Linked DNA regions of Homo sapiens: regions 2 and 3 are each linked to region 1. A link is a contact called in ENCODE Hi-C or POLR2A ChIA-PET data. All regions are on one chromosome and are shown on one strand. Each heading gives the region's core, a stretch centred on a gene start or an enhancer-like site at or near the end of the contact. The rest is flanking DNA. Distances are from core to core; before and after follow the strand shown.

Region 1 (3,804 bases), core at 552-3,051:
AGATATAAATACTCTTAAATATCACAGAGTTAAATTCCTTACCCCTGTTCTAGCAGAGATGATATTCTTGCGGGGGGAGCATCTTCTTGGCTTCAACACATTCTTTTCTCCATGGGAGATGATGCCAGAAGAGGGACAGAACAGGGCCCAGTAAAGCATGGGGCCTGGGGCCAGGGACCCCCTTGTTCAGGTGTGACGACCATCCTACGAAGGCACCACCCAGGCATCATTAGACCGTCTCAAAAGAAGAGTAATTCACTGTCCCAAAGCAGCTCTCTCGTGTCTGTGGGCGGATCCCTTGGCAAGTTTACAATGAACTGAAATCTGCCGAACTTCCTGGAACCCAAAGAAACTTTAGCCTTGGGCAAAGGCCCTTTGGCCAGCATTTGCACTGTTTATGCAACCGTTTAGAATATACGAATTATCTGGAGACTACTACCAAATACAACAGGCAAAACTGCAAATATGTATACTTCCTAGAGGATGATAAAAAAATGTGAATTGTATTTCTCTGATAGAGGATGCATTAGAGTCTGAGGGTCTAAATAGCGTAAATAATAAATAAGTAAATAAATCGATAGTAGTGTACTCCAAACGAGGCTGGAATAGCTTCTATTGTTGTTTCACACTGGACTTCAATTAAGTCTCAGTATTTTGCCATACTCAATATTAAGTACTAGGCTGGACGTGGTGGCTCATGTCTGTAATCCCAGCACTTTGGGAGGCCGAGGTGGGTAGATGGCTGGCTTGAGCTCAGGAGTTTGAAACCAGCCTGGGCAACATGGTAAAACCCCATCTGTACCCAAAATACAAAAATCAGCCAGGTGTGGTGGCACATGCCTGTGGTCCCAGGTACTTGGGAGGCTGAGGCAGGAGGATGGCTTGAACCCAGGAGGTGGAGGCTGCAGTGAGCTATGATGGCGCCACTGCACTCCAGCCTGGGTGACAGAGCGAGACCCTGTCTCAAAAATCAAACAAACAACCCCCTCGCCCCGGACAAAAGTAGTTTGCACTATTTTCTCATTTCACAATATGTTTTTGAAATATTTCCCTTGAAAGGTAAGTCATATTTATCATTCCTGTTGTATGGAGGCATCATAAATTATTTCACCATTCTACCCTCCTTGAGTGTTGTGGCCTTTAGGCCAGACAAAAACGCAGGTGATGCCTAGAAGCCAACTAGTTGCCGTTTGGTTATCTGTAGGGTTGTGGCCTTGCCAAACAGGAAAAATATAAAAAGAATACCGAATTCTGCCAACCAAATAAGAAACTCTATACTAAGGACTAAGAAAATTGCAGGGGAAGAAAAGGTAAGTCCCGGGATTGAGGTGTAGCGACTTTCTATACCCTCAGAAAACTAAAAAACAAGACAAAAAAATGAAAACTACAAAAGCATCCATCTTGGGGCGTCCCAATTGCTGAGTAACAAATGAGACGCTGTGGCCAAACTCAGTCATAACTAATGACATTTCTAGACAAAGTGACTTCAGATTTTCAAAGCGTACCCTGTTTACATCATTTTGCCAATTTCGCGTACTGCAACCGGCGGGCCACGCCCCCGTGAAAAGAAGGTTGTTTTCTCCACATTTCGGGGTTCTGGACGTTTCCCGGCTGCGGGGCGGGGGGAGTCTCCGGCGCACGCGGCCCCTTGGCCCCGCCCCCAGTCATTCCCGGCCACTCGCGACCCGAGGCTGCCGCAGGGGGCGGGCTGAGCGCGTGCGAGGCGATTGGTTTGGGGCCAGAGTGGGCGAGGCGCGGAGGTCTGGCCTATAAAGTAGTCGCGGAGACGGGGTGCTGGTTTGCGTCGTAGTCTCCTGCAGCGTCTGGGGTTTCCGTTGCAGTCCTCGGAACCAGGACCTCGGCGTGGCCTAGCGAGTTATGGCGACGAAGGCCGTGTGCGTGCTGAAGGGCGACGGCCCAGTGCAGGGCATCATCAATTTCGAGCAGAAGGCAAGGGCTGGGACGGAGGCTTGTTTGCGAGGCCGCTCCCACCCGCTCGTCCCCCCGCGCACCTTTGCTAGGAGCGGGTCGCCCGCCAGGCCTCGGGGCCGCCCTGGTCCAGCGCCCGGTCCCGGCCCGTGCCGCCCGGTCGGTGCCTTCGCCCCCAGCGGTGCGGTGCCCAAGTGCTGAGTCACCGGGCGGGCCCGGGCGCGGGGCGTGGGACCGAGGCCGCCGCGGGGCTGGGCCTGCGCGTGGCGGGAGCGCGGGGAGGGATTGCCGCGGGCCGGGGAGGGGCGGGGGCGGGCGTGCTGCCCTCTGTGGTCCTTGGGCCGCCGCCGCGGGTCTGTCGTGGTGCCTGGAGCGGCTGTGCTCGTCCCTTGCTTGGCCGTGTTCTCGTTCCTGAGGGTCCCGCGGACACCGAGTGGCGCAGTGCCAGGCCCAGCCCGGGGATGGCGACTGCGCCTGGGCCCGCCTGGTGTCTTCGCATCCCTCTCCGCTTTCCGGCTTCAGCGCTCTAGGTCAGGGAGTCTTCGCTTTTGTACAGCTCTAAGGCTAGGAATGGTTTTTATATTTTTAAAAGGCTTTGGAAAACAAAAATACGCAACAGAGACCGTTTGTGTGACACTTTGCAGGGAAGTTTGCTGGCCTCTGTTCTAGGTCATGATTGGGCTGCAAGGGCAGAGAAGGTAGCCTTGAACAGAGGTCCTTTTCCTCCTCCTAAGCTCCGGGAGCCAGAGGTTTAACTGACCCTTTTGGGGATTTTTGAGGGCAGTGATCTTAACTTTGGGTGCACAGTTAGCTTATTTGAAGATCTTACTAAAAATACACCAGAGCCCAACCTCCGACCAATTACATCAAAACCTGTCCTAGTGCAGGGTGAGTATTGCTGTTTTTTGAAAGTTTCCAAAAGTGATTTTGATGTGCACCTACGATTGAGAACTGTCGTTTGAGGACAGTGGGTGGAGTTTCGTATTTGGAAATTAGAAGACCTGGAGTTTCCATTACACCGAATTGGCACTTAATAACTGTTGTCGGAGCATTTCTTAAGCCACATTTTCGTAAAGTGGCTTTAAAATTGCTCTGCCAGTAGGCAGGTTGCTAAGATGGTCAGAGACAAACTTCTGAACGACTCTTGTAAAATATACAGAAATATTTTCAGAACTTTTATCAGTAAAATTACAAAACGTGTTGCAAGGAAGGTGCTTGTGATAACACTGTCCCCAGAACCTTAGTGAAGTTACCAACTGGTGGAAAATTTTCTCTTGCACTCGGCTTAAAAATCATGAGGGAATATTTACTATACGAATGAGATTCAGTCTTTAAAGGGGTTTACAGAAACGTGAGAGGACAGGAACAGTTAGTCTGTGTAAATGTCTGAAATATATGTGAGGGAGATAATGAGTTTAGCCTTTTTCTTTAATAGGTCTCCAGATTTTCTGGAAAAGGTTCTTTGGCATTTGACTCCATTTTGCTGTTTCATTTGTCAGACTTCTTTTTGTCCCTCTTTACTTCTCCCCACATAATTCACCAGTACTAGTGTTTTGTTTTTCAGACCAAGTCTCGCTCTGTCGCCCAGGCTGGAGTGCAGTGGCGCGATCTCAGCTCACTGCAACCTCCGCCTCCCAGGTTCAAGCAATTCTCCTGCCTCAGCCTCCCGGGTAGCTGGGACTACAGGCGCGCGCCGCCACGCCTGGCTAATTTTTTATATTTTAGTAGAGACGGCGTTTCACCATGTTGGCCAGGATGGTCTCGATCTGTTGACGTCGTGATCCACCCGCCTCGGCCTCCCAAAGTGCTGGGATTACAGGCGTGAGCCACCCCGCCCGGCCACCAGTGCTATTCTTAAGACGCCTCTGAGGAATC
Region 2 (3,909 bases), core at 358-2,857, 580 kb after region 1:
GTTATTCCTGATCACCTTTCCTGAACCACAGACATCTTTTTCTTCTGGGTACTATTGAAACAAAAGAAGTTATAAATAAATAAGTAGGCATCCTTAAAGCAGAATTCCATTTGAGTTGTTGGGAATTACGTACAAATACGCAGTCCAGGTCTGTGGGGGACACAATGATGTCAATGTCACAGTGCTGCGAACGTTGCATCGCATTGCTGCAATGTTGGTTCTGGAGACAGCAGAACCAACATCAACCAATTACATGATGCATGGACTGAACCTCTGTGTCCCTTAAATTCATACGTTAAAACCTAATCCCCAACATGGTGGTACTGGAATGTCTCTGGACAGGTGATTAGGTCACGAAGGTGAAGCCCTCACGAATGGGATTAGTGTCCTTGTAAGGAGCTAAAGAGAGGAGAGTTGTCCCTTCCGCCACATGAGTACCCAGCAAGAAGATGCCATCTAGGAACCAAGAGCAGCTGCCACCAGATGCCAAACCTACGGGGCCTTGTTCTTGGACTTCCCAGCCTCCAGAACTGTGAGAACTAAATTTCTCACAGTTGTTGTTTATAAGCCACCCAGTTGGTGGTATTTTCTTATAGCAGCCAAAACAAACTAAGACCGTGACCCTGGGCAAAATCAAGGGATACAGCCAGACTTGGTTTCTTCTCCATCTACAGGATGGTGATAATAATAGCACACAAAAATGTTGTCACGATTAAATAAGACTTGGATGTACAATATATGTTGCTACACTTACTTGTATTTATACATGAATGCCCTGGTCTTTGTACACAAACATCTGTGTCTGCAATGGACTGCCACAGACACTGACGCCCAAAAGATGTGGTTTTGGTTTTTTTAAAGTACCTACTCAAGGAAATTAGTCCAGCCTCCCTTCTCAGTGAACTCGTACTGCAGAGCGTATTTGCATCCCTCTCCCTTGGATTCATTTATTTGCAGTTTATTTTTCTAGCAGTCACTACAATCCCCATAATACAGGAAGTCTCATTCATGGCTCATGTCTGGGAGACTTGACAGATGCTGCTTAAATATTTAGAAATTTCTCTTTAAAGAAAGCAGCTGAAACCGAAGCCTGTCAAGCTGTTAAAATGTGGCCCTATTCCTCAAGTTCACATTTAAATGTTAAGATTATATTTGGCTTTCAGCGTTTCTAGAGAGACCGTAGTGATTTTTATATGTATATTTTTTCAGAGTCAACATAGATGGCACTTACTTTTTCATAACTTTCATATACAATGTCATGACTGAAAACTAAACATGTAACTGACTGTTCACTTTCAGTTTAAGTAAATCATTTGGTGTGGTTATTACGAAAGTAGAACTTCAAATTCTTTTCCATCCAAAGAAAACACAATTAAAATCCGAGCAACATTCCAGTGGAGTACTGCTTTATTTGAAGAAGCAAAATGTCTAGCTGACAATAAAAAAAAAAAAAAAAAACTCAAGAAAGCAACAGAGCCAACTGTCAAGGATGTGACCCCAAATGGTAACTTAAGTGTCATCGTTCTTATGATTCTGTCTCAGTGAAGATGGTGTGGCAGGGTGATGGGCTACATCCTATTTCCCTTTCCTTGGAAGGAACATGGAGTTCCTGAGAATTTAGGAAGACTTGGAGCCAGCTACCTCGGCCTTGTTGCCTGTCTGCTAGACCAGACTGTCTGAAGCAGAGATGTAAGAAATTAAACATCAGAGAAGGAACTAGGGCTTCTCAGGCTGGGTTTCTGACATTCTTTCCTCCCCTGGCAGGTGTAATAAAAGACACACATGTCAACCCTTAACAGCTCAGAGGCAAAGCGGTAACATTTCACTATAAAGAGCACAATTATGGAAAACTGCCTTATCGAGCTATTTTCTTGTCCCACAGAAGACTCAAAGAAATTCTTCTGTGTTGCTCTCTTGACAATTTCATACCAGAAAGGATTTTGGGTTTTTTGTTGTTGTTGTTGTTGTTGAGACGGAGTTCGCTCTGTCGCCCAGGCTGGAGTGCAGTGGCGCCATCTCGGCTCACTGCAAGCTCCGCCTCCCGGGTTCACGCCACTCTCCTGCCTCAGCCTCCCGAGTAGCTGGGACTACAGGCGCCCGCCACCACGCCCGGCTATATTTTTGTGTGTTTTTAGTAGAGACGGGGTTTCACTGTGTTAGCCAGGATGGTCTCGATCTCCTGACCTCGTGATCCACCCGCCTCAGCCTCCCAAAGTGCTGGGATTACAGGCGCGAGCCATCGCGCCCGGCCAGAAAGGATTTTTACAGCAGCAAGAAGCAGCCTGAGAGCGATTGAATTTTCCAATATAAACCTGAATCCACATCAGGAGGAGGGATGATAAGGCTCCATGGCCTGTCACTTTCCAAAGATGCCTGGATATGGCCATTTCGGAAGGTGAAAGCCAGTGCCTGTTTCCTCATCATATTCTTCTACTGAGTAAAATAGATAATCTTAGGTATAAATATACATCATTTTTTTCATGGCATTTAATATAATTATTTCATTTTGGTTGGGGAAAAAGGTCATAGCCCATAAGTATATTTTCTTCATCTGAATTAGACTGTACTTAAAAAAAAAAGAAAAAGTTTTTGAGTGCTGGAGCACAGCAAAAATGTCTCTGCTCCCTGTTTGTAAAATGGTCACTCTGTGATTAAAAGCCTCCTTCTAAATGTGACTTCTTGTCTGTATTCTTGAATGTAGACAGTATTTAGCCAGTGAATCATTAGTCATTTTTTTCCCCACAAATATGATTGAGCACCTGCTATGTGGAAGGTCCTGTGCTGGGCTTATCAAAAAGAATGTCCCTATCCCTGCCCTCCAGAAGCTCCCAGTGTTGTGGGACTCTGATGGATGGACAGGGGTAGTGAAGACTCAGACATGGTGGGGCCATGTCGAACTGGTAATGTTTTAAAACACTTCTTTCAGCAAAAGTGTAGCCAGACTCCTAACAAGTGAGTGAACTATTTATCTACCTCCCCAAGACAGTGTGGTACTGGCAGAACAAAAGAGAGCACCTGGAAACAGACCCACACAGACAGAACCAACTGATTCTTGACAAAGGTGAAAAGCGATTCACTGGAAGAAGGATGGCTTTCCAACAAACGGTGTGGACTTATTGGACATCCAGAGGCAAAATAAATAAACTTCAGCAGAAACCTCACACCTTATTAAAAAAAATTCAAAATAGATCACAAACCTAAATGAAAAACGTTAAACGTTTTAGAAGCAAACACAGGAGAAAATCTTTGTAATCTGGGATTAGGCAAAGAGTTCGTAGATATGACACCAAAAAAGATAAAGTTGCTAAATTGGACTTTATCAAAATCAAAAACTTGCTCAGTGAAAAGTTAAGAGAATAAAAAATCAAGCTACAGACTGGGAGATAATATTTTTTAAATACCTAAAAAAAGAGTTGGATCTAGAATATAAAAAGAACTACCAAAGTGCAGCAGTAAGAAAATCAGACAACCCAGTTTTTAAAAAATGGTCAAAACACTAGAATAGGTGTGTTACCAAATGGTATATATATGTGACAAGCATATGAAAAAGATGTTTATCATAGTCATTAGGCAGATGCAAATGAAAATGATCATGAAGCACCACTGTACACCTAAAACCTGACAGTAACAAGTGCCGGTGAGGATGCAGAGAAACTGGAACATCTAAACATTTCTTATAAAGTTAAACACAGACTTACCATATGACCCAGCAATCCTACTCACAGGGGTTTACCCAAGAGAAATGTGAGCCTGTGTCCACTCAAAAATTTGTATGCAGATACTTATTAGAAGTTTTATTCACGACAAGGCCAGGCGCGGTGGCTCACACCTGTAATCCCAGCACTTTGGGAGGCCAAGGCAGGCAGATTACCTGAGGTCAGAAGTTCGAGACTAGCCTGGCTAACATGA
Region 3 (3,906 bases), core at 876-3,375, 620 kb before region 1:
ATACGATTAGATTTGTGACTAACAATACTAATAACATGTATATATCCTAAAGTTGAGGCTTAGACACATTAGGAGAAACTTTCCTAATCTCCTAAATTTTGGAATAGAAACTCACCACTCCCTTCTCAAAGACCTCCCTTCCCCACCTATGTCTCTATTATGGGCTGCTATATTTTGAGTTTCTTGACACCAAAAGCGATGTATTATTCATTTGAAATTTCCATATGACGTAGCCAGCATGTAATACAAAGTAGGTCCTCAAAAAAATTTGAACTATCTGAATTATCTGCTCCTAGAAGGCACTTTTGAAATCATGGAATATTATCAATTTTTAGACCATTTTAAATTGAAATATAACAAACATGCTGAAAAATACACACAACATAAATTTAATAACTTAGAAAGAACCTCCATGTAACCACTTCCAGATCAAAACATGGAAAATTGCCAGCACCTCAGAAGTCCCCCTCAAGTCCTCCCATGAATACTGTCTTCCCAAAGGTAACGACTATCCTGACTTCTAACCCTGTAATGTCGTTTTTCTTGTCTAAAAACTTAAATAAATGGGCTCATACTGTATTTATTCTACTATGCCTGGGTCCTTTCACTCCACATTATGATCGTGAGGTTCAGCCAGGTTGTTGCCTATAGCTCTAGTTTGGCCATTGTCATTGCTGTGTAATATTCCATTGTAAGACTATACTGCAATTTATTTTTCCATTATACTGTTGATAGACATTAGGTTGTTTATGGTGAAGTCCAGACGTGCACATTTTCCAGTTATGTGGCAAATATCTGTAGCTTGCCTTGAAAGCAAATAATTTTTCATTTATGCTTCTTGACAAAATGCAAGGCATTCTGCCTGACCCTGTAAGGGTGTACATATGGAGTGCTACTGTTGAGGTTTTTTGTCAGCTGCTGGGGCAAAAATAAACTCCACCTAGGGTGGGAGATATTTGACCAGAGTGTGTGAGTATGTGTGTGTATAAGAGGAAATGGGGTGAGAAGAGGGTGGAGAGCTATAAAAGAACACCATTATCCCCAAATTATCCCCAAACCACTGGACAGATTAAAAATGATTTTATATTATAACACTGATGAGCAAGTTTCTTAATCCACAAATATTCTTGACTGCCTTATACATGCCAGGTATTGTCATGACCACAGAATATACAATGGTGAATTAACACACACACAGATCCTGGAAGCTTGGGTCTGGTTCTGTGAAATGAATCAATAGAAATGAAACCAAGTGAGATATACCAGCCACAGAAAGACAAATACTGCCCGATTCCACTTTACATGAGGCATCCAAAAGAGTGAAATTTGTAGAATCCAAGAGTAGAATGGCAGTTACCAAGGGCTGGGTGAAGGGAGAAATAGGCAGTTACTGACAAAGAGGCATGAAGTTTAAGTCAGGCAAGGTGAACGGACCTTAGAGATCAGCTATACAGTATGGTACCTGTAGTCGACAATAATGTATGGTTGACTCAAACAGTTGTTAGGAGGGTAGATCTCATGTTAAGTGTTCTTACCACAGTAAAACAGAAAAAAAAATTAAACCAAATTTGCTCTACTATTAAAATTAGTTTATTGAAATAGAAGAAGAGTTGGTGCCATGTTGATATATTAATAAGGGAAGAGAGGGATTCACAGCTTGAAAGGTGGGATTCTAGGTCATTCTACAGGAAGGGCTCCCCTTGCTGCTGCCACTGATTCTGTTGTGTTTGTTGCCAGAATTGAGTCTTGACTTTGAAGAGTTCACAAGGCACCCTTTGCTGCTTTGTCTGGTTTATCAAGAAAGTGGCTGCGCAATTCACAGAGGGGGTAAAAAGACCTGAAAGGAGAATTAAGTCAGGATGATAGACAGATTCTAGTGATCCAAAGAATGAGTTCACTCTTCAGTAGAAGGCAGAGAATCCATATCCTCCGTAGTATAATGGTCGGCAACAGCTGAATCCATAGCCTCCGTAGCCACAGCCATAGCCCAACCTGCGGAAGCTGCCATAGCCGCAGCCATAGCCATAGCCCCAGCCACCAAAGCCTCCATAGCCATAGCCCAGGCCTCCATAATAGCTTCTGTAGTAGCTCATGGTTCAGCAACTGTAGATGTGTTTGGAGGTCAAGGGCAAGTTTCCTGAGTACAACTATCACCAGCTTCCCTGGGACTTTTATACATCCTCAGTGATTAGTGGGGTAGACTTCTCATGGCGTAGATTCAATTGCATGAAAAAAAACTCACTCATCTTAAAACTGTAGGACAATTCCTGACACTAATTAAAGATGTTTTCATTCGATTTCTGTGCAGTTTGGATTCCACAGGATGATTATGCTGTCTTCAAAGCCCTCTTGCTTTGACCATCATAGTTAAAGCTCTATAATCAGACATAAGAGCAGCAATCAGCTCCCATTTTGTCACCTAAAATTGTTCTTTCATTACAGCCCCTTCCCAGTATCCAATTCTTAATGTATTCCTTGCACAAATATTTAATGCCCAACTAATGCATCCCAGGCACTATGCTCAGAGCTAGAGATATGGCTGTAAATAAGAACTGCCCTTCCCAATCCCATGAGTTTTTCCCCTTCATCTTTGTTATTTAAGTTAGTGAAGTAATAGAAGAGGTACACTTACTGTATAAATCCAACAAAATGTAGCTGATAGCACAAAAGGATCACATTTATTTTTTTAAGAGAGAGAGAAAAACCCAAATGGAAAAATTTTGTTTCCTTACACATTACTACCCTTTTAACTCAATGTTGTTTATGAAACTTTTGATAGCTCTTAGCTCTTACTGCAAGACTTTTTCATTATTCAATGTTTATATAGGAAATAACACTAGGGGCAAGAGCCGTGGGTGTGATTTTTGCAAAGTGATACCATATTCTTCATCTTTGTAATCTTCTTTTTAAAAAATAATCTTCTAAAGAGATTAACATCTGAGTACTGGATCTACCCATCTGACTCCACAGTCACAGGTAGGCAGGCAGCCCTCTCTGCCTTACTAAATTCCTAACACAATCAGCAAAGAGGTTTTAAAAAGCTGTTTTCCAAATTCTGGGATTCCATCTTCTGCTCTCTAAGGAAACCTTAATTAAACTACAATTTACAGAAATATGTAAAATTAAAAATACTTAAATATGACATTTTCTTTTTGAAGAATGAAGCCCACTGAAGTGTTCATGATAAGGGTCAGAATCACTTCTACTTAGCCATTGGTATCAAAACCAATTTCAAGCACATAAGCAGTACGACTATTCTATATACTATTAATAATCACTTCAGATAGAATAATATAATATCAGAACTGGTGTAACCCTCTTACTTTACAGATGATGAAACAGAATTGGAGAAGATTGGTCAGATCACCCAGTGAGTGACAAAACCCAGACTAGAACCTAAATCATTCACTTTCACCTGTTTTTTTTCATCATCACATTTTTATAGATGTTGTACAACAAAGGCAAAAGCAAGAAATATTGTATTATCACAACAGAAGAATGAAAATGCTCCTTTGCTTTCTCGGTTGGTGAGCTTTCTCATTTTGATTTTTGATCTATATGCTGATTGGTCTGTTCCTTTCCTTTGGGCCAGAACTCAAAGGACTAAAATTAGCAAGTGGACACTGAAAGTCACATCCACTTATTCTCAATGAGATTACAATGGAGATGCCTGTTGCATTGATTGTTCAAGAGATGTAAAACTGAGAGGGGAGAACAAAAATAGGTTCAAAAGTTTTGAAGTGGAAAGTTGAAGCCCAACTCTTTCTTGTCTTAGAGTTAAAAGTATATGTATTCACTAAGAGATAAATATTAAAGCAAAACAAGATGTAAAATGGGACTCAGTTTTAGCTGAGAACCTGTATCATCAGTGACAACAGCTCTCACATCCCCAAGAAAGGTGGTAAT

What was found. A loop is a pair of places that touch in the nucleus more often than their neighbours do. ChIA-PET counts read pairs that join two places held with the same protein, here RNA polymerase II (POLR2A). Pooled maps may share reads with other maps.
Region 2: a pooled map shows a loop between it and region 1 (2.7-fold over the local background). The contact joins the enhancer-like site here to the promoter of SOD1 in region 1. A Hi-C loop is called at or near these places in 3 of 168 maps with a recorded cell type or tissue (ascending aorta, chondrocyte and sigmoid colon) and 14 of 50 pooled maps. POLR2A ChIA-PET finds 5 or more read pairs at or near these places in 1 of 52 experiments (RWPE1).
Region 3: a loop to region 1 is called in a map with no recorded cell type, with 4 times the contacts of the local background. The contact joins the promoter of KRTAP19-8 here to the promoter of SOD1 in region 1. A Hi-C loop is called at or near these places in 2 of 37 single-sample maps with no recorded cell type and 2 of 50 pooled maps.

Annotation. Positions count from the first base shown.
Region 1 is chr21:31,657,892-31,661,695 of GRCh38, forward strand. It overlaps SOD1 (superoxide dismutase 1), which reads left to right and starts at 1,802. Exons shown (of 5, transcript NM_000454.5): 1 at 1,802-1,950. The coding sequence starts at 1,879. SOD1-DT (SOD1 divergent transcript) reads right to left here and starts at 2,133. Exons shown (of 3, transcript NR_187558.1): 1 at 1,506-2,133; 2 at 43-204. RefSeq lists silencers at 1,415-1,734, 2,005-2,284 and enhancers at 2,445-2,644, 3,144-3,653, 3,654-3,804.
Region 2 is chr21:32,239,929-32,243,837 of GRCh38, forward strand. It overlaps a transcript of MIS18A not described here. Among named protein-coding and RNA genes, the nearest start is that of MIS18A, 37 kb to the right of the region's middle. Within about 2 kb of position 1,608, at least 2 of the 41 ENCODE cell types and tissues checked have a DNase peak (open chromatin) inside an H3K27ac peak, as active enhancers do.
Region 3 is chr21:31,036,351-31,040,256 of GRCh38, forward strand. KRTAP19-8 (keratin associated protein 19-8) reads right to left here and starts at 2,126. Exons shown (of 1, transcript NM_001099219.1): 1 at 1,809-2,126. The coding sequence starts at 2,093. The coding sequence ends at 1,902. RefSeq lists an enhancer at 2,836-3,005.